Regions from separate parts of the Homo sapiens genome. Here regions 2, 3, 4, 5, 6 and 7 are each linked to region 1. The links are chromatin contacts, found by Hi-C or POLR2A ChIA-PET in ENCODE. All regions are on one chromosome and are shown on one strand. Each heading gives the region's core, a stretch centred on a gene start or an enhancer-like site at or near the end of the contact. The rest is flanking DNA. Distances are from core to core; before and after follow the strand shown. Region 1 holds the start of SEC11C (SEC11 homolog C, signal peptidase complex subunit). Region 2 holds the start of POLI (DNA polymerase iota). Region 3 holds the start of SERPINB8 (serpin family B member 8). Region 4 holds the start of VPS4B (vacuolar protein sorting 4 homolog B). Region 5 holds the start of KDSR-DT (KDSR divergent transcript). Region 6 overlaps TCF4 (transcription factor 4). Region 7 holds the start of PHLPP1 (PH domain and leucine rich repeat protein phosphatase 1).

The links. Hi-C counts contacts between places; a loop is a spot of excess contacts on that map. ChIA-PET counts read pairs that join two places held with the same protein, here RNA polymerase II (POLR2A). Pooled maps may share reads with other maps.
Region 2: a loop to region 1 is called in a pooled map, with 17 times the contacts of the local background. The contact joins the promoter of POLI here to the promoter of SEC11C in region 1. A Hi-C loop is called at or near these places in 2 of 37 single-sample maps with no recorded cell type and 8 of 50 pooled maps. POLR2A ChIA-PET finds 5 or more read pairs at or near these places in 1 of 52 experiments (activated CD4-positive, alpha-beta T cell).
Region 3: a loop to region 1 is called in a pooled map, with 31 times the contacts of the local background. The contact joins the promoter of SERPINB8 here to the promoter of SEC11C in region 1. A Hi-C loop is called at or near these places in 9 of 50 pooled maps.
Region 4: a map of CD8-positive, alpha-beta T cell shows a loop between it and region 1 (31-fold over the local background). The contact joins the promoter of VPS4B here to the promoter of SEC11C in region 1. A Hi-C loop is called at or near these places in 2 of 168 maps with a recorded cell type or tissue (CD4-positive, alpha-beta T cell and CD8-positive, alpha-beta T cell) and 9 of 50 pooled maps.
Region 5: a map of naive thymus-derived CD4-positive, alpha-beta T cell shows a loop between it and region 1 (36-fold over the local background). The contact joins the promoter of KDSR-DT here to the promoter of SEC11C in region 1. A Hi-C loop is called at or near these places in 1 of 168 maps with a recorded cell type or tissue (naive thymus-derived CD4-positive, alpha-beta T cell) and 7 of 50 pooled maps. POLR2A ChIA-PET finds 5 or more read pairs at or near these places in 1 of 52 experiments (activated CD4-positive, alpha-beta T cell).
Region 6: a loop to region 1 is called in a map with no recorded cell type, with 5 times the contacts of the local background. The contact joins the enhancer-like site here to the promoter of SEC11C in region 1. A Hi-C loop is called at or near these places in 2 of 37 single-sample maps with no recorded cell type and 3 of 50 pooled maps.
Region 7: a map of CD4-positive, alpha-beta memory T cell shows a loop between it and region 1 (32-fold over the local background). The contact joins the promoter of PHLPP1 here to the promoter of SEC11C in region 1. A Hi-C loop is called at or near these places in 2 of 168 maps with a recorded cell type or tissue (CD4-positive, alpha-beta memory T cell and naive thymus-derived CD4-positive, alpha-beta T cell) and 8 of 50 pooled maps.

Annotation. Positions count from the first base shown.
Region 1 is chr18:59,137,962-59,141,442 of GRCh38, reverse strand. It overlaps SEC11C (SEC11 homolog C, signal peptidase complex subunit), which reads right to left and starts at 1,559. Exons shown (of 6, transcript NM_033280.4): 1 at 1,408-1,559. The coding sequence starts at 1,494. RefSeq lists silencers at 1,520-1,659, 2,080-2,129 and enhancers at 1,700-1,799, 1,880-1,969.
Region 2 is chr18:54,267,797-54,271,277 of GRCh38, reverse strand. POLI (DNA polymerase iota) reads right to left here and starts at 1,761. Exons shown (of 10, transcript NM_007195.3): 1 at 1,617-1,761. The coding sequence starts at 1,731. LOC124904307 (a long non-coding RNA gene) reads left to right here and starts at 1,373. Exons shown (of 2, transcript XR_007066379.1): 1 at 1,373-1,452. RefSeq lists enhancers at 1,280-1,329, 1,860-1,989, 2,250-2,399 and a silencer at 1,400-1,649.
Region 3 is chr18:63,968,565-63,972,045 of GRCh38, reverse strand. SERPINB8 (serpin family B member 8) reads right to left here and starts at 1,965. Exons shown (of 7, transcript NM_002640.4): 1 at 1,876-1,965. LOC105372165 (a long non-coding RNA gene) reads left to right here and starts at 1,542. Exons shown (of 3, transcript XR_935576.3): 1 at 1,542-2,723. It also overlaps a transcript of HMSD not described here. RefSeq lists silencers at 1,264-1,483, 1,554-1,613, 1,624-1,823 and enhancers at 1,297-1,591, 1,884-2,053, 2,084-2,133.
Region 4 is chr18:63,420,509-63,423,989 of GRCh38, reverse strand. It overlaps VPS4B (vacuolar protein sorting 4 homolog B), which reads left to right and starts at 1,514. Exons shown (of 11, transcript NM_004869.4): 1 at 1,514-1,757. The coding sequence starts at 1,731. RefSeq lists an enhancer at 1,347-1,646.
Region 5 is chr18:63,365,823-63,369,303 of GRCh38, reverse strand. It overlaps KDSR-DT (KDSR divergent transcript), which reads right to left and starts at 1,980. Exons shown (of 2, transcript NR_186602.1): 1 at 1,445-1,980. KDSR (3-ketodihydrosphingosine reductase) reads left to right here and starts at 2,098. Exons shown (of 10, transcript NM_002035.4): 1 at 2,098-2,293. The coding sequence starts at 2,186. It overlaps LOC124904317 (a long non-coding RNA gene), which reads left to right and starts at 2,304. Exons shown (of 2, transcript XR_007066400.1): 1 at 2,304-3,054. RefSeq lists silencers at 1,726-1,775, 1,886-2,335, 2,406-2,465, 2,816-2,865 and enhancers at 1,727-2,674, 2,714-3,008.
Region 6 is chr18:55,326,477-55,329,957 of GRCh38, reverse strand. All of the region lies in intron 8 of TCF4 (transcription factor 4), which reads left to right. Among named protein-coding and RNA genes, the nearest start is that of TCF4-AS1, 120 kb to the left of the region's middle. Within about 2 kb of position 1,615, at least 3 of the 41 ENCODE cell types and tissues checked have a DNase peak (open chromatin) inside an H3K27ac peak, as active enhancers do.
Region 7 is chr18:62,713,936-62,717,416 of GRCh38, reverse strand. It overlaps PHLPP1 (PH domain and leucine rich repeat protein phosphatase 1), which reads right to left and starts at 1,876. Exons shown (of 17, transcript NM_194449.4): 1 at 158-1,876. The coding sequence starts at 1,733. RefSeq lists silencers at 293-412, 513-612, 923-1,062, 1,273-1,502, 1,853-2,142 and enhancers at 493-1,455, 2,413-2,522, 2,613-2,672.

The DNA.
Region 1 (3,481 bases), core at 310-2,809:
CAATTTTAGAGACACTTTAAAAACCCAGCCATTAAGTCTAGATTTTTAAACAAAGCTCTGCTTCCTGGAGGATATTCTTGTGAACAGCATCAATGCTCAGGACATTAGCAGTTACTTTTTTAAGCTGGTGATAATCTCTACTACAACTCATCTTCCAGAAACAGGAGTCATCAGCTTTGCACACCTAGACACTACCACATCCTAAACACGGTTGATGAAATAGAAATTATCAAACTTTCCCACACTACTGCACTAGTCTGAAATTCTACTTGGGGAAGGGGGAGGAGAGTGAGAGGGGAAAAACACGTATGCCTAAAGGAGTAAGCTGTGACCTCCCATGGGCACCACCCCACATCTCAACATGATGGAGCAAATGAAACTGGATGCCATCAAAATAATGAGGATTAATACCATTTTCAAAGACAATCAAAACTCCCTGGTTGGAAGGTCCCATTTTTCTTAGCACAATTTATTAGTAGCAATAGTGGCATTAGTATCCACCGTGATATTCAGGTCCTACAGGTCCCCCAAATTCTCTACCTAGAAGCCTACATAGTCGTATTTTTCCTGACTGAGAGGGCTTCCTTTCCAATCCCTACTCACTCTTAACCTTATAGTGAAGAGATAAGGCCCCAAAGACAGTGATGATGGCCAATAAGTGGCTAAAAAGAGAGCAAGAGGAACGTTTTCCTCTGAGGTCCTCTCACAAAGGAGAGGGAATTCAACCACCCCAGCTGCCCAAAGACCCTACACTGCCTCCTATATTCAGAGTGCAGCCATCTCAGAAGTTAGAGAAGGCTTCTGGAATCTCGCTGGGAACACTGGTTGAGTCCACAATGATTGCGCACAGCTTGTGAGCTCTCTAGGCACAAGGAGCATTATTTAGTCCCGACCCACGGTCAGGGGAAAAACAACTGCCCAGGCTGGGAAGAAACTGCTTTGGGAGGCATCGCTGGACAGCTCCCGTTGTAGGAAAGTTCTTCCCTCTCGCCTGCCTTTCTGCCTCTTCCACCTGCCGGCAGTCAGGCCTCTGAAGCCCCACAGAGAAATCGGTTCCCTCTTCACCGGGTGGCCCTTCAAATACGCTCAGAGAGCTGTCGTTCACCGAGTCATCTCTCCCACAAGCGTGGCTGTGGCATTCTCAACCACATTTGACATTCCATGGCACGGGGTTTCTATTCTCCCCTTTCCTGCACCCTCCCCTAATTGTGCTCTTGTCAGGGCAAGGAAGTGCACACCCATGCCCACACGTAGGCGTAGAACCCAGGGCCTGAGAGCCCAGCGCGGGAGCTTCGGGTGGCCGCCCGGCCGCATTCACTGGGAGCCGGAGCCCTGACTGGGAAGCCCCGACTCCCCGCTAGCACAGGCGGTCCCGGCCACGGCGCGCTCACCACCCTCCTCCGTCACCTGGCGCTTGTTCATCTTCTTCAGGTCCCCGAAGATATCCAAGCCGGACGCGGGGAGATGAGCCCCCACGGCGCCCGCACGCACCATAGCAGGGTCTCCGGGGACCTAGCGGCCCGCCGGCTCTGGGTGGCACAGACGGCTGCGGAGCACCTGCCGGCCCCCGCCCACCGGCCCAGCGTCCTTGCGGCCACGTGACCGGCGACTCGCTTGGGCGTCTGGGAATCGTAGTCTCGCCAGTCTTGGGCACTGGCCAGCCAGGAATGAACCTGAAGGAAGAAAACTACCACTCCCAGAATGCTGCGGGGTGGGCACCTCGGCCAGTGAAGACCCGGGGCTCCTAGGGAGGGCAGCTACAGGGCTCCGGAGCCTTGTCCGACCCTTCGGAGGGAACATCGAGCAGCGAGTGACCCCGCATACCTCGGGGGGCAACTCGGGGAAGGGACTACTCAAGAGGAGCTGAATTTCCCGACTCTGGTCAGGCGCCAAGAGGACACCTAACTCCCGCTCGCAAATCACCTAGCCGTGTATCTTGGCTATTGGATGACTGCAGCGAGGAAAGGTGGTGCCTCTACGCTGGGGCGGGCTGAGCCGAATTGGGGCGGGGCCTAAAGATGGACTGCGGTGGGCGGGGCTTGGAAGAGGCGGGACTTTTGAGGCCGCTGAATTCTGCATTTTGAGTGGTACCACTTGTATGCAAGGAAGTATCTTTGAATGCCTTGACCATAATTGGGTTGCAATAGATATTAATTAAATGAATACATAACCACCTAATTTCATACACGAGAAAGCAAAGGCCCAGAAAGGTTCATTGACATGGCCAAGGTTAAGTGGAAATGAGTGGAATATAACTCAAAGTTTTAAATTTAGAAGTCCTAGATCATCACAGTTCTGATCCTAGATTACCTTTGGTTCATTCACTCACTCGTGTATGCATTATGCATTCTTTATTGTATTTATTTATCCACAAATCTTTATGGAGCACCTACCATGCACCTGGCCTTGTTCTAGGCACTTGAGAAACATCAGTTAACAAAACAAGCAAAGATTCTTGCCCTCATGAAGCTTATATTCTACCGAAGGCAGACATAATGGATAATTTATACGGTACCTAAAGGATGGAGGTGCTATGACAACAGGAAAAGCAGATAAGTTGAATGGGGAGGTCTGGGGGAAAGGATCAGGTTGCAATTTAAAATATACCAGAAGCTGACTTACCATGAAGCTAATGAAAGGTAAGTTCTGGGACCCTTCAATTGCAAAGGTGTTTTTCCAAGGTGTGGGAGAAACTTAACCATAGAATGTGTAAAACTTTCAAAAGCAAGATATTGCAATTGCTATTGGTTAAGAGTTCTGTTTCTTTGCATTCCAACTTCACCTCCATTACATTTCCCCTCCTGTTGGAGGGACAAGGAGAATTTTGGGGATCCAGCTAAGGAGGAAACGAGTTGGAGATACATTTGGTTTGAGTTTAGTGAATTTATTTATGTGGTTCATGGTCTTTCCTGCCATCCTCGTGTAAAAAATGGCTTCTGGGAATACTGCCATCCACTGGGCCAACTCACCTGGCACCGTGGCAGGAAGTCCCACTGGAAGTGGCATCTGATATGAAAGTGTTCTGCAGCACTTGACCTTGGAAATAAGTGGATGGAGAGGAAAAACAAGGTTTGAAATGTACAGATCCAGAAGCTAGTCTGTGTAAAATTCTTCCAAATATCAGATGTATAAAATTATAAGTGCAAGACACAGTGCTTAGTACATAGGAAGATATGGTGATAGTTAACCCTGCCACTAATAATTGCTGGAACTAAGGTGGCAGCACTAAAGGTTCAGAATCTGGATACATTTTGAAGAAAGAGTCTTCAGGATTTTTTGAAAGAATAAATATAGGGCGTGAAAGAAGAAAAGAGATTGAGGCTGACTCCAGGGTTTTTAACCTATGGAACTAGAAGGGTAGAGTTCCCCTCAACTTCAATGAGGAAAGCTGTGGGTGGAACAGGTTTGTGGGAATAGAGTAAGGGTCCAAAATGTGACCAATAAACCTAGAACCCAGTGTGATATCTTCACATCAGAACCT
Region 2 (3,481 bases), core at 512-3,011, 4.9 Mb after region 1:
CTGTGAAGGAAGAATGCAGAGTGACGTGTTTTCTCCTGGATTATGTGTGAAAGCATCGAAAAATTACAAAGACATGAAACTCCACTTAGGGTAGGGTCTTCAGTCCTCTTAATTACTGTTTGTGCACTGCGTTTTTCTCAGGATAGTAATAAGTTTGAAGGGAAAAAATGTGATAAATAATGGATGATGAAAGAGCTAATACTATCACCTGGAAGTTTATAGTAGCTCTTAGTGTAAACCAGAAGGGGCAGAAAAGTTGAAATGACGTTGATTTTCACACAGCTTGAAAATTATTCTAAGCAGCATGCCCTTACATTTAAAACAAACAAACCAACAAAAACTGAAATACAAAATGGCAAAAGACAACCAGTGGGTACAAGTGTGGGCTATTTTTAGCTCCCATGGCAGCAGGATTATCTGGTTTAATGCTAAATCGCCAGTGCCTAAAACAGTGTCTAGGACATAACAGACCACCAATAAATATTCACTAAATTGAAAGACTGAATAGTTCTTTGATTTTAAAAAGTTGTTAGGTCATTATTTGTCGGGGAGGGAATGACAGAGGCGACTCCTTCTCTCAACACTGGCTAAAAACAAGACAGGCAAAATACAATACAATATTCTGGTTGGGATCCTGGAACAGAAAATGAACGTTAGCAGAAAAACTGGTAGAATATTAATAAAGCGTGTAGTTCAATTAATAGTATTATACCAATGTTAATTTCCTAGTTTTGACAAATGTACTGAGTTTATGTTAACACTAGGGGGATCTAGCTCTGCAACTTTCAGGTAAACCTAAAGTTCCAAAATTTAAAAGGCCAGGCACGATGGCTAACTACTGTAATCCCAATACTTTTCGAAGCTGAGGTGGAAGGATCGCTTGTGGCTGGAGTTTGAGACCAGCCTGGACAACACAGCTACACCTGATCTAAAAAAATCTGAAAATCAGCCAGGTGTGGTGGCACGTGCCTGCTGTCCCAGCTACTCGGGACGGAGAGGCTGGGGCGGAGGATCACTTGAGCCCAGGGGTTCGAGGCTGCAGGGAGACCTTGTCTCTAAATTAATGAATGAAACAAAACCAGCAGGAAATGAGAACCGGTGCCTTTACATCCAGGCCCTGAGGTGGGCGGTACAAGGTAAAGACCAGAGCTGGAAGTGGGTCACCGGAGACGTGACCACAGCGGACCTGACTCCGCCTAGGTTCTGAGCCATCCCTTCCTGCCAGGACTGAGATCCGGGTCCCACCTTCTGCCAAATGAGCGACAAGGTCCTCAACTTCTCCAAAGTTAAAAGGCCCAGAAGCCTCTGCAGTTTTCGTCGGGCTGGCTGAGGGATTCCCGCCCCACCTCGCCCCTCACAGAGGAAAGGACGGCGCAGATAAACCCTCGACACGTATTTGTAGTGTGGACGCGCCCCACCCTACTCCTGCTGGGTGAAGCCATTCCTCTAGAGGTACCCGCCGCGTAACACAAGGCAGAGGGAGGCAGCCCTCTCTTAGAGGAGCCGAGTGGGGCGGGGACGGTCGCGCCCCAGTGGCCGCCGCCCCGAGCGTCCGCCTGCCCCACCCTTCTCATTTACACCCAAGGAGGCCGCTGGCTCCTCTGGCTGCGGCGCACCCTGCGAGCTGGCTGCCGCCCCCACGTCCGCCAGTTCCATGGCCCAGGCCTCGGCGTCTTCCTCGTCGTCGTCGCCGCCGCCTTCCTCCTCCGGCTCCACCCCCAGCTTCTCCATCCCGCCGCTGCCAACCGCAGCGCTACTTCCGGCCGCTTCCGCCTGGTCTCCAGGGAAACCGGGGGACTACAGTCTCCAGTCGCTCTGTGCCTCTCGCCTGCGCAGTCGTGGCCGACCAGCCTGTTGCCCAGAGTGACACGCATGCCAAGGAATCGTGGAGGCCCACGTGCGGGAGTTTTTTCCCGCCGGGTGGAGGCCGGAAGCGGAGAGATTGAAAGCACAAATGGCTATTTTTTTTTTTTTTGAGACGGAGTTTCGTTCTTGTTGCTCAGGCTGGAGTGGGCAACAGTGACGCAATACCGGCTCACTGCAACCTCTGCCTCCCGGATTCAAGCGATTCTCCTGCCTCAGCCTCCCAAGTAGCTGGGATTAACAGGCATGCGCCATCACGCCCAGCTAATTTTTTTGTATTTAGTAGAGACGAGGTTTCACCATGTTGGTCAGGCTGGTTTCGAACTCCTGTCCTCAGGTGATCCACCCTCCTAGGCCTCCCAAAGTGTTGAGATCACAGGCATGAGCCACTGCGCCTGGCCTTTTTTTTTTTTTCTTGAAGGCTTTGGAGTTAGGCCCACATCACAAATTTTAGCGTTTTGTCTTTGTTCCATTCGGCTGTTAGCAAACTTGCAAATCCCTAGACCTGAGTGATTAATGTGATGGGGTGGGAAGGAGTGTAACTGATAGTAAAGACACAGGTGGCCTTGTAAACTCATATGATTAGCAACTATGTTAAGGTTTGCTGTGTTTTGTTTGTTGTTGTTTTATTTAAAGACACTGTGACGAATTCAACCACAGAATTTTTAACATCAAAACTGAATAGGATTTGATACATGAGTGTTGTAGTCAGACAAAATCTCCAATCCAGACCCTCCATCATGCTGTGTGACTTTGGGCAGGTTACATAACTGCTGTGAGCCTCAGTTGCTCTACTCTTAAAAAAAAAAAAAAGTATTGAGATTGAATGAATGGATAAAAGCTACCATATACTGTAATATCCTAATGTATATAAAACATGTGGCACATAGGAAGTGCTCAGTAAATGTCTATTCTCCTTGCCTTCTATTAGGATACCATGTGTGCATGTGTGTGTTGGTGTGTGTATGTGTATGTTTTACAATAGAGGAAATTTGGAAATTCCTCCATGCCTGTATGTATGTATATACACTATATCTGTATAAATACCCAAATTAACACATATGTTTGGTTTTTTATATGATTCTACTTCTTATCAAATAAAATATTAGAACCTTGAGAAACCCTTTAAAGCAGCCATTCCCAACCTTTTTGGCACCAGGGGCTGGTTTCATGGAAGACAATTTTTCCACAGACAGAAGGGAGGGGGATGGTTTTGGGATGATCCAAGTGCGTTACATTTGTTGTGCACTTTATTTCTATTATTATTACATTTTAATAGATAATGAGGTAGAATCAGTGGGAGCCCTGAGCGTGTTTTCCTGCAACTAGACTGTCCCATCTGGGGTGATGGGAGATAGTGATAGATCATCAGGCATTAGATTCTCATAAGAAGCATGCAACCTAGATCCCTCGCATGCGAGTTCACAGTAGCGTTCAGGCTCCTGTGAGAATCTAATGCCGCTGCTGATCTGACAAGAAGCAGTGCTCAGGCAGTCATGCCAGTAGTGGAGAGTGGCTGTGAATACAGATGAAGCTGCACTCCCGGGCCCGCTACTCACCTCCTGCTATGCGGCATGGTTCTTAACAGGCCAGGGACTGGTTCTGGTCCATGGCCTGG
Region 3 (3,481 bases), core at 716-3,215, 4.8 Mb before region 1:
TTCAATAGGTAATGAAACTTATTAAAACCACATATCAAAAAAAAAAAGAAAAAAGAAAAGCCGGGCAGGCATTCCGTAGGTGGTGAAATGGGGGATGCAAATAATAGGCTGAGGAATTAGCAGGTGCCAAGAATGTGGCAGGAAGACAAAGGGCATGGTTTGTGTGGTGCCCCTGGGGTGGGTTTCTATGGTTTCCTGTGAGCCACGTGGTAGTGAGATAGGACGGACCCTTATGCCACATTTAGGAGTTTGAACTTGAGATTATGGTCTGGAAAGCCATGCATGGTTTTTAAACAAACGTCTCATATGAGTGCATTGGGGCTTTAGAAAGATAACCCGGCTCAGTATTTGGTATGAAAAGAGGCTGGGGAGCTGGCGCGTAGGCCACCACCATGGGCCAGGGACTGCTGAAAGCAGAGGGATTGTCTGCAATAGAGAAGTGGGGGCTGGAATTGCCAGGCAGTGACTGCTCACATAGGGACAGAGCACAGGAGGGCCCAGTCCCGAGGCGCCTAGCTGTTATAAATTCATACTCAGGGTGGGTCGTGAACCACTGGAATTTTAAATGAGGAGTCAGGCTGGAATGGGGAATATGACTTGTTCCATTTGAGATGCGTGGAACACACCATACCAGGTGAACCTGTAACAAAGACAGCCAAGGATGTTTGTAAACAGTTAGGGACGGGGATGAGTAGACTGTCTAGAGCCAGAGACCTGGAGCCATCAGCATCCCGATTCCGAGAGGTTCCATGAGAATGGATGAAACTACACAGAACATCTAGTGGAGGCACAAGGGAAGAAATCCACCTATTTCTGTGGAATTTCCAATATCTGGAGGTAGTAAAAGGAAGAGACAGAGGAGGGCGAGGGGAGAGCGCGCGCGCGAAACGGAGACTGAGACCCAGCCATCAGGGTGTGCTGGGAGAACTGGGGAGACGAGTCTGCCCCTGCGAGTGGACCCAGGGAAGAGGGCGCGGTCTACGCAGAGCCCGAGGCAGGGAAGCGGGAGGGGCCCGGAGAGCAGCCCTGGGTGAGGCCCTTTGGAATGGAGAGGTCTCAGGAGTGAAGCAGCAGCCAGAGGACTGAGAGTGTCTGGAAAGTGAGGAATTGGTTAAAGTAACGCCGGTGGCTGCAACAGAGAGGGGCGTAGGTGAAGAAGCACCCCCAACCCCATCCCATTTGAGAGGAAGCAGACAATGAAGAAGAGAATATGAAAGATACAGAAAGATGAAGGCAGGGGTGGAAAGAACGGAGGGGGGGGACAGGAAGGGAAGGAGAAGGTGCAACCAATAGGCTGTAAGCACAGGGGCAAGCTTGGGCGCCAGGGGAGCAGGGACTCGGCGCCTCCCCGATCTGCCCCAGGCGCCACGGAAATTCCAGGCCCCGCCACCCGCACTCCCGGAGCCTCCTCCGCAGCGGCGGCTCCTCCCACTCGCCCTCCCGGGGCTCCCGCCCAAGCTTCCGGCGCTTCCAAACTCACTGCTCGCGTCACCCCCCGCTCCCATCCGGCAGCAAATCACAGCGCAGCAAATCGCAAGCCTAGAAACAGACGCTCCCTCTCCAGGGGCAGCTTCCTATTCAGGGCGGGTCTGGGCGCACCTGTTCTCGGGACCCGGCCCTCGGCCTTCGCCGGGTCTCGCGGTGGGGCTTGGGACCCCGGCTGGTGCCAGGGCGACCCCCACAGCCCCGCGACTCTCTTTCCCGGCCGCCTCCCGCCGTCATTCTCCTAGTTCCTGCCCGCCTTTGCCTCGCTCTGATTCCTGCTCTGGCCTTCCTCCCTTCCCCTCTCTCACGCACTCCAGGGAAGAGGTGGCCTCCGCGGGAACCTGGGCACCTCCGTGCCTGCCCCGCCCGGTACCTGGCAGAGGCCCCCACCTCCTGCTGCTGCTGCTGCTGCCGCCGCCGCCGCCGCCGCTGCTGCTTTGACTATTCCTCCTTTGTAGATGCTTCACGTCCGCCTTGATTGAGGGCAAGGCTTCCGGCAGATGACTCAGAACCGTTCGATTGCTCTGGCTTGTGCAATCCCTGATTCTTTGGGCCTGTGTGGATGTCTGTGGGCACCGGAGAGAGGGCCAGTGCCTGGTCCTTGGAGGGTGGTTTTTATAAAAAGTGTACACATTGGCTATTGTCCTTTTTTCACCGTTGATTCACGTTTGACTCCACTGTAGTTAGACGTCCACCCAAACATTCTCTGAAATTGCTCCTGATAAGGATACTAATCATTTTCTAATTGCCTTGGCCAAAAAATACATCCCAGGTCTTATTTCATTTTGTTTGTTGGCGACATTTAGCCCTTTCTTCTTTGACCTTCCCAGGATTTCCAGAGCACCCTTCCCTTCTTTCCTGACTCCTTTGCTTGGTATCCTGATTCCTTTCCTACCATTCTAAGCCCTCTTCTTTTCATTATAATATGATCTTCTTGTATGACCTCCACTATATCCATAGGTTCATGTTTCAACTTTTAACTTATTTCTTCAAAATCTCTAACCTGTCTCGAGCCGTAGATGTTACCTGTGTACTACTGGACATCTCTCAGAAACCTGGGTGTGTCCCTCCGCAGTTCTTTTAACTAAATGATCAACAGTCCTGTTACTTCTATCACTTTTGTGTTCCTCCTGTCCATACTCTGTCACCTCTATCATGTCTCATGTCTCTCCTAAACAATTAATTTTCCTACCTACAGTTCTGATCCATGCCAACCTATTGCCTACTCTGAAGTTCAGGTAAACATTCCAATTCTAATTATTTTATACCTCAGTTTAAAATCCTTTATAACATCCTCTTATCCAAAAAGATAAATTAGAAACTATTGAGCAAGGAGTGTAAGCCTCTTCACGTCTTGATTTCTCCCTTCTTTTCTTTAGAGCCATAGCAAATTATTTACATTCCTTCATATCCTCTGTTCATATACATGGGGTTCCTGGCATGCAAGCTTGTCTTTCAAAATTCAGTTCAAATAATGTCTCCTGCAGGAAGCTCTCACAGAGCTCTCCAGTTTGGGAATTCTGCTTTTAAAGATGCACATTCCCACTCTGCACCCCAAACCAATTAAGTAAAGATCTCTTGGAGGAGGGAACCCAGCAGCAGTATTTTGTAAAACTCGCTCAGTGATTTCCCTGTGGAATCCTAAAAGTAACTGTTCCCAAGAACTCTCCTCAATAAGTCTTGGTGCAGGATTCACCCCCATCTTTTCTCCATGACTTTGAAACCCCTCTCTCTAGTGGCTACAGACTCACATTTGAACTGTGCCCAAACTTACCGGCTCTGCCAGTTGAAAATGCCAAGGTCACTTCCCCATTGTGCATCAATTTCTCCTTGTTGGTCAGAACTAGATCCAGACTTTGGGCCCCACTTTGTCCATCCACTCCTTTTCCTCTTTGACCAGCAAAACAGATTAAAAGATGAAAAATGCTTGTTTTCCTCCGTGAAACTTCCAGCAAATGCCTGGTGGTTTGAAGTCCTTTACAAAGGATATAATTTG
Region 4 (3,481 bases), core at 265-2,764, 4.3 Mb before region 1:
CTATGCTCAGGAATGTACAAGGACAGCTTGGAGGTTAAAAGTAAGATGGAGTTGGTTAAGTTAGATCTCTTTCACTGTCTCAGTCATCATTTTGCGAAGGCAAATTCACAAGTGGGAAGAAAGGACGGGTAGATGCAGGGCAGAGAGAGGGCTCTGTGCTTCGAGCCTGGATGATACAGATTTGGCAATACTATTCTAAGGAGAGACCAGAGAAAGAAGTTTAGGGTAGAAGGTAATTAATTAGAGTATGTTGAATTTGTCTTGCAGAAAAACCCTGTGAAGGAAACCTCTGGGAGGCTGTTGTAAATGCTGGGCTGGGGATGGGGTGGGTCTAGAGATCCAGATTTGAAGCAATTTCTAGTCTATTGATAGCTGAAGCTCAAGAAGAGAGTTAGATGAGCAGAGGTGAAGAGAGAAGAGGACATCAGACTCTTGAGTAAATTCAGCTTAAGCTCAGGGAGGAGTAAGAAAGGGAGACAGTGAAGGAAGCAGATAAGGAATATTGGGAAGCTGGACAAACAAGAACTGGGTAGTTGACAATACCAATGAAGAGGGAAGAGGAGAGGACTTTAATTCTTTCGGAGATGCCAGATGAGAAAAAATTAAGAAATGAGTGAGAAAAAAATGATGGAGTGATTAAACATCTATGTTGCTTTCCTTTGAGAATGTTAACTATGAAAAGAAGAAAAGGGTGGTGGTGGCTGCAAACCATAGGAAGGCTGAGAAAGGGTTTTACTTTGGTTCTGCCTCTAATCCCTGACGCATTCAACCTCCTCAAGCCATTTGCTTGTAAACATAACTGGCATAAATAATATCTGATATGCCCATTTTACAGGACAAGTGCTTCCCTCTCAGACCACATACTCGAGGACAGCGGCCGTCCACGCCTTATTTACATTCATCTTCCCAACACAACAGTCATTTGGAAGATGCCGAGTGGCGTGGGAAGAACAAGCGGGAACGAGCGCCGACCCGCCCGCGGCCTGACTGCTAGCGCACCGCTGTGCGGCCGCCTCACCGCGCACTCCCTCCTGAATTATTCACCACCGAGACGAGGACGGTGATCGCCCCCATTCCACAGAGGACACGGAGTGAAGGCGCAGTCACAGGCCCAAAGCCCCCAGTCGGCGGGTCTTGGAAATGGACGACTTTTTCACTCAAAAGCTACGAGGCAACAAAGCATGTGGATGAGGAGGGAAGGGAGCCGGGGCCAATAATTCATCTCAAAGTAAAAGACGTCCCCGGGGGTGGGGAACAAACAAACAACAAAACCCGGCTCTGTGCTTCCGCGCTTGCGCTCTCCTAGGTCTGCCAGGCTGCCGCCCGCGCCTAGGCCAGAGTCTCAGTGCGCCTGCGCCGAGCCCGACTTCCGCCAGGGCTCGATTGGCTTCCAGGCTACTTCTCCCGGCCCAGGGAGGGCCTGCGCTGTGGCTAGAGAAGGGAGTCTGGTGACTGGGTGCGCGTGCTGATGACGAAATCGGAAGTGCCCGGAGCAGAGGCGGGACCAGAACCTAGAGGGCCTCGGGATTGCGGAAGTTTGGTGGGGAGGGTCGGAGCTCTGGTGGAGAGAGTGTTGTCTAAAACAAGTTCCGGAAGGGAGGCTGCCCTTCGCGGTCCGAGAACCACCGGCCTCCCCAGTTTGAGGGCTGTTACCCCGTGCGCGCTTCGACGTTGCTGCTGTTGGCTCTCCTCGCCCCTCGTTCCCTTGGGAACCGCCTGGGAACTCCGCCATGTCATCCACTTCGCCCAACCTCCAGGTATCATTGCTCATCTCCCGTCCCCCTAGGGAGCTGGGATCGAGGGGAGGCGCGAGAAGCGGGTGGGGGGCGGGGAGAAGGGAGGAAGCGGCCGCGCCTGTGGTCGAGGCGCAGGAGGGCGGGTCCGGGGACCTGCAGCAGGTGGGAGAGGGGCCCGTTTTCCAACGGAAAGGTCGTTTCTGGCCCGCTCTTGGGGTCTCCCGAGCTACTGGCTTTGTGAGACTCTTCACTTTTGTTGACACTTCCCGCTTCCAAACCAGCCAAGATCTGGGCAGGTTTCTCCAATCAGGGTTAACGGAGAAAGAAAGAACGTAATTTTTGCAAAGCCCTATTCTGGACCAGTTGAAGATAGGGTGGTCATAGTTCGGTCTTAGTTTCTCAAGCTGACAGCAGACCCCTTCATTCTGAGCTGTCAGGTGAGTAGAGATATGGGAACAGACCAAGAATCTGAGATTACAGCCAGCCTGCATGCAATCTCCGTGAAGTCATTGAATTTATGTGCACACTCCTGTGGCTCCCAGATGGTAGTGTGTAAGATCGAGGAGTATTCTTAAACCTCTGTGTGGCTCCACTTCCCCTCCTCTACCGCAATGAGCACAGTGTTTTGTACACAAATCATGGAATCTTAAGATTTTAGGCTTAATCGTTAGTCCTCTGTGGAATGGAATTCGTTCAGAAAAGAAATTTCTTAATGTAATGGTGTCTCCCATCCCCAGAATGGATCTAGGGCTTCAGTGGCGTTTAGAATGTAATGTGGCTTAATGTAGAGGACTCCCAGTCCAGTAAGTCAATAAGGCACAAAAGAGTAGCCTAAAATACTTGTATTGAGTCCCCGTCGTGGACTTCCGGTAGTTTGTTGAACAAGCAGTTATTGGAGTGCCTGACAGAGGCATCAAAGGTAATGGAAGAACTCCTTAACCCATGATAATTGATTCTGAAGAAAGACCACTCAAAGTAGACCCACTTAAACAGAGATTAAAATTTCACACACACATACACAAAAAGAGTGGGAAAGGAGGCTTGCTTGGGACTTTCATCTTGAAAATCGACCTAGAAGATTATTAAAATAATTGTTATCTTTCACAAAATATTATAATTGTATAATTGCAACAATGACTCATTTTGTGGAATAAGTCAAGTGTTGATTTGTCTGTGTTTTTTTCCTTTTCTTTTCTTTCTTTTTTTTTTTTTTTTTGAGACGGAGTCTTGCACGGTCGCCCAGGCTTGAGTGCAGTGGCGTGATTTCAGCTCACTACAACCTCCACCTCCCAGGTTCAAGCGATTCTCTTGCCTCAGCCTCCTGAGTACCTGGGACTACAGGCACCCACCACCACGCCCAGCTAATTTTTGTATTTTTAGTAGTAGAGATGAGGTTTCACCATGTTGGCCCAGGCTGGCCTCTTGACCTCAGGTGATCCGCCTACCTCAGCCTCCCAAAGTGCTGGGATTACAGGCGTGAGTCACCGTGCCCGGATGACTATCTTTTTCACCAAGGTTGTATTAAACTAAGATTCAGCAATCTTCACTTGAGTTTTTTGTAGCTTTTTGTAGTCCTATTTGGAAAGGTTCTTTTTGGTAAACGTATTTGGAAAAAGCGTTGGTCATTTGGTAAAAGTATTTTTCCCTTGAGTATTAAAGGTGACTCTTCTGAAGTGCCCATCTTGTCATCGTTGGCTTTTTAACAATTTTTATTCCACCAGCTTTTCATTTGTCAGAGACTTTGC
Region 5 (3,481 bases), core at 731-3,230, 4.2 Mb before region 1:
TCCTTAGCTGACTTTGATCTGTATTCTTTCCCCATAATAAACCATAACTATGAGCATAATGGCTTTCAGTGAGTTCTGTGAGTCCTTCCAGTGAATGATCAAACCTGAGGGTGGTTCAGGAACCTCTAAACTTGCATTGATATCAGAAGTCTTGGACATTATGCCTTCAAATTTTGCAGTTTGGCTAACTGCTGTAAGTCAAGAAAAAAAGGAAAAGAAAAACTTTTTTTTCTCCTTCGCTCCCTAGTATTTCTAGAAACAACAACAAAAATGAAAAGCAAGTAAGCAAACAAAAATATGTGCCTCTATGCAAATTAAAATCACAATGAGACTTCACACCAACTAAAAAAGCTATAATCAGAAAGACGGATGATAACAACTGTTAGTGAAGATGTAGAGAAATTGGAACCCACATACACTGCTGGTGGGAACACAAAATGTTGTACTCACTTTGGAAAACTTCTGGCAATTCCTCAAATAGTTAAACATAGAGTTGCCGTAAGATGTAGCAACTCCCCTACTAGGCATGTACCCAAGAGAAATGAAACATAATGCCCACACAAAAACCGGTAAATGAATATTTACAGTTAGCATAATTCTAATAGTCAAAAAGTGGAAACAACCTAAATATTCCTCAATTGATGAATGGAAAATTAAAATGTCGTATAGTCATACAATGGGATATTATTTGGCAATAAAAATAAATGAAGTATTAACATGTAGTACTTCATATCATGGATGAACCTTGAAAACATTACAGTAAGTGAAAGATAGGATGAAAAAGGCTACATATTATATGATTCCATTTATGTGAAATATCCCGAATAGGCAAGATTATAGAGACAGAAACATGAGGGATTGCTTAGGCTTGGGCGGGGCTTGGGAGGAAATGGGTCGTGACTGCCAATGAGTATAGGATTTTGGGGGGTTGTGACAAAAATGTTCTAAAATTTATGGTAGTGATGGGTCTACAACTGTGACTATATTAAAGACAATTTATTATAAGCTTTATTTATTTATTTATTTTTGAGACGGAGTCTTGATCTGTCACCCAGGCTGGAGTGCAGTGGCGCGATCTCACCGCAATCTCTGCCTCCCGGGTTCAAGCGATTCTCCTGCCTCAGCCTCCAGGGTAGCTGGGATTACAAGCATACGCCACCATGCCCGGGTGATTTTTTGTATTTTTAGTAGAGACGGGGGTTTCACCATCATGGCCAGGCTGGTCTCGAACTCCAGACCTGAAGAGATCCGCCCGCCTCAGCCTCCCAAAGGTCGGGGATTACAGGCGCGAGCTACCTCGCCCGGCCTATTACGCACGTTAAATCGGGAATTGTATGGTATAGTACGTGAATGAGACCTTAATAAAGCTGAGTTGTTTGCGTTATTTATTTGTTTTGAACCTGCTTGGTAAAGATGAACTCTGAACTCAATGAAATTGAATTACCTTAGTGATTCCTCAAAACTCCCTGTTAAGGCTTTCCGGTCCTCTGAAAAGCGAAAGTGGGCCGTGACCATCTTCTAAAAACGCCAAAAAATATGGAATGGAGCCCGGGATTTCAGAGCGTAGTCGCTGGGCTCCCAGGCTGAGCCCGCTCCGGGAGCCTCCAGCCGCCCTTTCCGATGCTCCGGGGCCTCCGAGCAACCCAGCGGGCAGTCCCAAGCCGAGGGCTGAACTCCAGGGAGGAGCGCTCGTCACGCCCACACTGGAGGCCGTGGCAGGCCTGGAAACCCGCCCTGCGGGGTCCTAAGAAGCCATTCGAGCTCCCGAAGAGCGAGTCTTCGCAGCCCTTCCCGGCGCGCTCGCATCTGGCGCTGTCCGGAGCCCGCTCGCGACGCACAGGGACGGGAGGCCCGGTTTCCACGGGAGAGGCTGCGGACTGCGGGCCCCGTCCCGAGGCCGGGGGAGTGGGAGACACCCGGCGACCCCCGAGAGGCGATTCTGGCAGTGGTGGCGGTGGCGGTGGCGGTGGCGGCCTACTCGCCCCCTGGAAGCACCGCCCCGCCTGGGTGGCGCGCGCGCCGGCTCCTCCTCTTCCCCTCCGCCGCGGCCCGCCCCGGCCCGCAAACCCAAACACTCCAGGCGCCCGCCCGCCGCGCGTGATTCTCGCCTCGCCGCAGCCCAGCCCTGCGCGCCTTGCCCGGCGGCCCCCGCCCGGCCGCTCCGGGCCCCTGGCCCCGCGGAGCGATGCTGCTGCTGGCTGCCGCCTTCCTCGTGGCCTTCGTGCTGCTGCTGTACATGGTGTCTCCGCTCATCAGCCCCAAGCCCCTCGCCCTGCCCGGGGCGCATGTGGTGGTGAGTGGCCTCCTGTTGCTGCCCCCCGACTTACCGGCCCGCGCGGCCTTTCCGCCGCCGAGGCCGCGTAGCCTACGTCCCTTTTTCCAGGCCGCGGTCCCCAGGAAGGCATGGCCAAATGGGGAAGGTCACCTGCCGCCGTCCACCCCGGCGCTTTTCCCCCGGCCCCGGCACCCGGCCTCGCGGACCCGCCCTCCGCAGCCTCGGGCTCCTCCTAGGGCCGGAGAGCGTGCGACGGGGGACCCCGCCGGCCGCAGGGTTCCCGGGGCCCCAGGGGTTCTGTGGCTGCTCGTGAATCCATGCAACATCCCTGGGATGTGGATGTTTTGTCCTCAGTTTTTCCGATGAGTCAACTGAGGCACAGAGAGGCTGAGAAACTTTGCCAAGGACACAGCGGTCGGTGGTGTGCAGGGTGCGGCGCGCGGCCCCGGGCGGGGGCAGACAGCGGGGAAGTGGGGTCCCAGCCGCCGGGACCCGCCGAGGCAGCTCGGAACTGGAAGATGGCCTGTGCGAGTGACGGGAAGAGCCGCTGCCAGAGGATTCCAGGAAGTGACTCACCTGGGGAAACTGCTCAGAACCCAGCGGGCTGGCGGTGGTGGCTTAGCGGTATTGGGACGCCTGTCCCGTCTACACTGCTTGTCTCTGAGCTCAGCGTGGCATCTGCTGATTGCTGCTCCAATGCAATCCTTTGCTGTTTTCTAGTGGGAAGGATGAGCTAAACGACAAGGCTTGTGTGCGAGGAATGAAGGAGAGGTGGATAGGTGTGATTTATTTCTTGGCGGAAGCTCGCATATTCAGCGATCCCTGTTCTGCAAATGTGGCACCTTTCTTAAACAGAGAGAATGCCTCCTTGCCTGCGCCCAGCACTTTCCCGTTTGCAGTGGCTTTCTCACGAGCATTCTCGTTTGGATCTCCCAAACCCGAGGCACAGTGAGGCGAGGAGTTAGGAGTAAGGAGGGTTGGTTACAAAATTGGCCGCACACCTCTTCCTGTCCTATCTCTGCACCGGAGATCCGAGCCTCCCCGCTGAGCTGGTATAAAATAAGATGGTCGTTTTTCTTAGTATGCTTTAAATCTGTACAAGGGTTTGTGAATGAGAAAATGTATCTGTTTAATTTCTCCTTTGTAAAGCTATTAGCTTTTTCCAACACCTCCTGTTCCTAATGGGGAAAGAGTGTGGATTCATTA
Region 6 (3,481 bases), core at 366-2,865, 3.8 Mb after region 1:
TATCTTCAACTAGAGGGAAGGGTGAGAGTTGACCTGTTTGTCCTTTTGACTCATATTTAGAAATGCTAAAGTTGTTTTATGTTCAAAATGCATTTGATAATCATGCCTGAAGAGGTCAAAGTGCTGACATTGTTGAAAACAAATACCCCTGTCAAACAAATAGAGACAATTTTCATGTCTTTGGTTGGTAAGCACCATAATTTGGCCTTTGGCATTGCTGTCAGTAAAGCTAGTTGATGACTTTTACATCAATTTTTGGCCCAACCATAAATGAAGGAAATAAGACCAATACTGCCACAGTACTTTTTCTCACTCATCACCCATACCTGATTCAGCTGGGTTAATGTTAAAAGCCAAAATTTATCAATATCAATTTTTTTCCCAAATCATTCTTATTTTAGTACTGTTTATGCTCAATAAAAGTTTATGAATTTCTTTCACTGTTATTTAATGAAAACCCAGAATTTTTTAAAATTGCACATTATCTCTTTAAAAAAAGTCTTTTAGATTACTCGTGGGATTTACTCTAAGTTGTTGTCTTTTAATAGAAGATGATGCAAAACTTGTCTCACCTGTTCCTTCCTGGTCGTGTCTGTGTTTATGTGTGGGGTGGGTATATAAGTGCTTTTGATTAACAGAATGAAGAGAGTGCTTATTTTGAAAACTCAGTCGTTAAAATTCAAGTTTATTTTGAGTTAAAGAACACCATATTTAGATTAGGAATGGACCAATGACCTGCTTAAGCTTTAGGCTATCGATTGGCCTTGAGGGAACTTAGATCTGCTAAACACGAACTTGAAAAGGCACTTCAGTGATGGATGTACGTTGGATGCTCTCACTGTATGGTCATTCACTTGCATTTTAAAATTTATGTTTTGTTTTTCCTTTATACCTACTCTTTTCATTCCGTTTGTCAGAGGTGGCCATTTAAAGTATTTGACAATTGTTTGTTCTCTGCCTAGCAAGTTGTCCTATTGCTCCATGATGTGAAAGAACAAAGGTAATCAACAGTTAGAAACCTCAGGAAATTGCTAGAATCTTCACCCCCAAAGAGGGTTAATAAACCCTAGATAATTAGTTCATTTAGAATGAAAACCATTTTCATTGTAATAATCACATTTCCCCTCTGATTATCGAGCAATGCATTGGGAAGCCTGATATTTATTCACAAATTTTTTAAAATTGAGAACATCCTGTGCTGAGATTCCAGTCAGCTTCATCCATCCATTTTTTGTTAAAAGTTTCTCAACTATCATCCTTCATCCAGACAAATAAACATAACCAGGATTTCCCCTCTAACTTTTTGGGAATTCATTTACACGTGTACCATTTTGAGGGAAAAAAACAATTGTCCTCGAATTTCATTTGACTCAGGTGATTGTGGTAAGCTCGCTAACCAGCTTCATCTAGGAAGTGCAGCAATCTGAGTCAACTTCCTCCATCTCTGTTTTTACATTGTCCAGTGTGATGCTTCCTCATTGTACCAAAATAGAAATGGTTTGTTTTTGTATCAAACTTGGAGACTGGCTATGGATTACACTGGGTTAGGATAAGGGTTTGTTATTTTTTTTTTTTTAAGAACATTCCACTTATCCCAAGGGAAAAAGATTGACGGCCTGGGGAAAAATAAGAGGCATAATGAAGTCTTTTCTCCTTAAATAAAAATCACATCTAGTCTTCAGATGTGTCAATTGCACTATGTTTGCCTAATTTCATTTAATATTTGAGAGATTTAGTAGTAAATTTATGACTTTTGCAGTTACTTTGCAAAAAATTGAGGAAGGAAGAAGTGAATTTCACTTTGAGTCAAATGTGTAGGTTCCAGTGTAATTAAACCTAAAAATCTATATATTCTGGTCTTGCTACTTGGTATTACACTTTGCCATATCACATAATGCTATTAGCTACATTTTACCTTGTTTGCAGGGTGATGCCATTTTGTATCTCTGGTTTGTTGAATTTCCTAGAAGATGTTATGTTCATGTAGATAATGGCATACTCATTGAATTCTTTACCTCAGACATGAAAATATGTGGAAAAGTGGGGAAATGAATCTGATCAGATTTCACTGTATACTGAAATTTGAGAATCTGGTTTTTGCATCTATTTTGCATGCTGCTGTCTCTCCAAACCATATATGTCTGTGTGAGTTTTTATAATGCCACATAAAGCAAAATGAGAAGTCTCTTCTTTCTTCTAAAGGGAAATAGTGCCACAGAAAGGTAGAAGTCAAATATTTACTTATGGATCAAAAATCTAGTTAAAAAACAACCCATTGCTTACCTTAGTAATCAATGTGAATTACTTTATAATCAATATGAATACAAGCTATCTGACCAGTCACTCAGAAAATAAATATTTGATCATGTGATAAACCATTTGAATGTCTACATATGAACCCAGGCCATATAAAAATAACCAATTCAAGATAACATAGGAAGTCACTAAAAAAGACACAAATAAAATTAGATTTCACAGTTTACGCTGATATTTTGATACTTTTCTGTGATAAAAGCATCTTCCAAACTAAATGTGTCCATATTTGAACCATGTAAATAGTTAAAAGTATTTTACCTGAGAATATCTAAATGATGCCAAGAAAATAAGTTCATGCCACTAAAAAGATTGAGATGATTTGTGCTTTATCTGACTTCTTGGTGTAATATGGATTTACTTCAGATAAGTATATTTTCTACTTATCCGATAAGTGTGTTTATCTGAGATAAATATTTTCTCCAGATACGTGTGTATATTGAAAAAAAATTTAAAATAATTAGGATCCCAATTGAAAAAGTAAAAATCTTAATTGCTTAATAAGAAAACAGTTATTTCATAGTCTTAAGATTTCAATACAAAGAAATATGGGAATATACACGTAAGAGGTTTGTTGGTGTTCATTATTAAATTGCAAGGCTGTCTCAAGTTATTGTCATCAGAATAAATTCTGTGTGTGTGTGTCTGTCTGTCTGCGTCCTCCTGTTAGTAATTAGATCTTTTATGAAGTTGTACTCATACCTATTAGGGATTTTTGTCATTGCAGTTTTAAGTTGAATATGACACATGGATCCTTTGTTGGGTCTAAGCTATCACCATTTATTACAATTTTTTATAACATTCCATATATATGCATCTACTAACTAAACATCAGCCTTAATTTAGCTTATGAATTAAATTTTTTGTTAGGAGTGACTCCTGCTGGAGAGCAAAAAATACCAATTAGTTTAGCTTCTAAATAAACTATACTCCTTTTTTCAATGGACAAGGGTAACCTCCTATTCCTTGGCTTGGCAACATTTACTATTCCTCTAAGTTTAAAGATGAGAACATAGATTTGAGTACTAACACATCAGCAGAAATTATATTTTTAAGTACATACATAATTCTCAGGCCAGTCGTGTTTGGTGCTCCAAAAAGATTTGTGATTGAATATCTTTGCTCCATTGGGAAGAGTTTAGCATGGTGCTGTATTTTTATAATTCTT
Region 7 (3,481 bases), core at 627-3,126, 3.6 Mb before region 1:
ACTACACAGACTGTATGAAAAAGCTGTAAAGTTTAAGACAAAGACTCATCAGGACCCGCACTTACTCTTGGGTTGGGCAAACTGACAAGCAATTTGAATCACTCCTCGGTCCTCGGCAGCTTTTGCAACCACCCGTCAAGGCAGGTGACTTCCTTACCTGCATAGAAGCGGATGAGGCAGCCAATCTCCGAGTCCATGCCTTCCTCCTGCACCCTCCACAGCTCCCCAAATCCCAGTTGGAAGAGGTAGTCATTTTGGATCTGCAATGGCTTCTCCTCCGCCTCCAAGCGCCGGGTGGTCTCTCCGTGGAGCTGCACGTACAGGGTGGGCGGCGGGGGCGGCGGAGGCGCCTTCTCCGCGGTCACCCCGCTCCTCCCGGGGGTAGACTGGAGGCCTCCCGGGGCCACGGCTGCCGCTGCCTTCTCCTCGCACGACCCCTCGCGGACGGCCCCGCCCGGGCTGTCAATGGCCCTCGGGGCTTTCTGCTGCGGCTGAGGCGAGGAAGCCGTCTGGGGAAGCGGGAGGGGCTGCGCGGGGTGGCCGGGACGGCGGGGCTGGCCCGGGACCCCCGTCGGGGCCGAGGCTGCGTCGGCCTCGAGCTCTTCCGACGACGACGAGGAGCCGCCGCCGCTGCTGTAGGGGTCCAACCGGTCAGACACGCTCTCGGCGCTGGGACTCAGACTGAAGCTCTCGGTGTCGGAGACCACAGGCCGTGGGGCGCGGGGCGAAGAGACAGGGCCCCCAACGAACGGCTCGCCGGGGCTGGAGTCCGAGGGCGCTGGGCTGGCGCGGCGCGACCACCCGCCCGGGCCGCCGACGGGCAGGGGTAGGTCGGCGGGGGGCGCGCGCGGAGGCCCCCCGAAGGCACCCGGCGCGCTCCTCGCGGGCGGTACCTCCGAGTCCCGCGGCTCCGGGGGCGCCAGCCGGGGGCCGGCCTCGGGGGGCGGTTCAGCGGGCTCCCGGGCGGCGGCGGCTCCGGGCCCCTGGCCCAGCACCTTCACCACGCCGCCGCCTTTGTGGCCCAGCTGCAGCAGGCGGGCGGCCACCTCGCCGGCCGTGGTGTCCAGTGTGCAGAGCACCGGGCGCAGGTAGGTCGAGGCCATGTGGCGGTCGAAGACGTGCACGCAGCCGCGCTGGAGCTGGTGCCTCACCCAGTCCCGGTCCGACGGCTGCAGCTGCAGCGTCTGCCGGTGCTTCAGAAGCAGCGTCTTCCTGTCCAGGCTCCGGGTGCACAGCGACGCCGAGGCCGAGCAGGAGGCGGGGAGGCCGGCAGCGCCGGGGGAGTGCGAGGCAGCAGCGGCCGAGGACGACGACGACGAGGAGGCGGCCGCGGCGGCCGCGGACAGATTCCTCTTCAGCCGCCCTCTCCTCAGCAGGAGGGAGTTGGCGCCGCCGCCGGCCCCGGGTACGGGGGCAGCCCCGCCGGCAATGGGCTGGGGCGCCCCGCGCCGCCTCCTGCGCCCGGCACCCCCCGCTCTGCCCGGCAGCGGCCCCGGCGGCGCCTCGCCTGGGGCCTCTTCCCGCGCCCCGCTGCCGCTGCCGTTCCCGCCGCTCGGGGCCGCCGGGGTCAGCGCGGGCTCCGGACTCCGGCCGCCCCCGGCCGCCGCCGCCAGAGCCGCCGCGGCCGCCGCTGCTGCTGCTGCTGCCGCAGCGGCGGCCGCCGGAGCCGAAGCTCGGTCCTCCCTGCCGAGCTCGGGGAGTCGCTGTACCGTGGCCGCGGCGGCGGGCTCCATTGCAGTGGGGCTTCGCGTTTCCCCCCCAGCTCCGGAGGCAGCGGGCGGAGAGGGAGGCGATGAGGCGGAGGTGGGAGACGGCGGCGGCGCGCGGAGAAGGGAGAAGCCAATGGCGTTGTGCGCGGCCGTTCCAGGGGATTATGTGGCGATTCGGAGCATTCCGTCGGTGTCTCAGTGTTCCATCCCGCGCGCCCGCCTCGCCGCCACCGCCCCCCCGACACACGCCCTCCCCGCCCGGGTCGCGGGCTCCCCAGCGCCGGCCCCGCCCGCTACCCCCGCCTCAACCCGGCGAACCAGCCGCGGATCTGGGCTCATTGAATATTAATCATGCGCCGGGAGCGGGAAGGCGGGAGGCTGGCAGGGCGGGAGGGCCGCGTGTGCCTCATAAATATTCATCGCCGGCATGACGGCATTCCAGGGAGGAGTGGGGAGAGCCAGGGGATGGCCGGAGGCGGAGCTTCAGGGTAAACAAACGTGACGCGTGCGTACGAGGGCGGGGTGGGGGGCAGTTTCCCGGGAGGTTCCTGAGCCGGCCTCGGAGAGGGCAGTGAAGACCGACGCGCGCGGTAAACCTTGGGAGTTGTGGTTCTCGTAAGGGGATCGGCAATCCCGAGGGAAACATGGTGGACTACAAGTCCCAGCGGTCCTTTGGTTCTGCTTCTCCTGGCCGCCAGCAGCTGGCCGTGGCCAGTGAGTATTGTGCCCTCTGCCGTTGAACTCTGTGCCAGAGTTCTTAATGAACACGAATGCTCATGTTCATTAACTTGTATTTTACCCGCACTCCAGCTTGCCAGATGACTTTTATTTTCCCTACTAATTAAAGGTGAGGGCTTTCAGGGACTGTAAACGTACGAAGGTCGCAGGTCCTGGTCCTCACCTGCGCCCATTGTATGAGATAGAGATACACACCCGTCACACCACAGCATCACTGGCAGTCTGAGTGGGCCAACCTCACTTTTTCCCCACTTTTTCAAGACCCAGGAAGACAGGCAGCGTCTGGGAATTCTAACTGAGGCTGTCGTTGAATGTGCTTGTTCGAAGGCACAACCCTAAGTCTGTCCTCTCCCTCTCCTGTACCTGAAAAGGAAAATAGCAAAGGACTGAGGTTTCATTGTTTCCCATTGCTCTTGAAGTCTGAAGTAGTTTAATGACACAGAAAGCACTGGTAAGTAGAAGAAACATTAGAATGGAGTATGAGATGGGCTTTTTCCACGTGTTCTGTCTTAACGTCTTCTCTGGTTTTTTTCTTTCATCATTCAGGGAAAAAAAAAATAGTTTCTACTGCCACAATGTTTAGTCGTGGTCTGAAAAGTTGTATTTTTCGTCAGTTGAATCAATGTTGTAATCATTGGGCAGTTTACTATTTAAAAGAATGTTGTACACCTTTTTAATTGAATTACCATTCCCCCAATTGCTTTGTAATTCGGGATTTTTCTTTTCTTTTTTTCTTTCTTTTTTCTTTTTTTCTTTTTTTTTTTTTTTTTTTTGGCCACAGAGTGGGTCTGTCGTCCAGGCTGGAGTGCGGTAGCGCGATCTGGGCTCACTGCAACCTCCGCCTCTCGGGCCCAGGTGATTTTCCCACCTCATCCTCCGAGTAGCTGGGACTACAGGGCTTGCCACCAAGCCCGGCTCATTTTTTGTATTGTTTTAGTGGGGGTGGGAAGTCCCTTCATGCTGCCCCGGCAGGTCTCAAGCGATCTGCCCGCCTCAGCCTCCCAAAGTGCCGAGATTACAGTCGTGAGCCACCG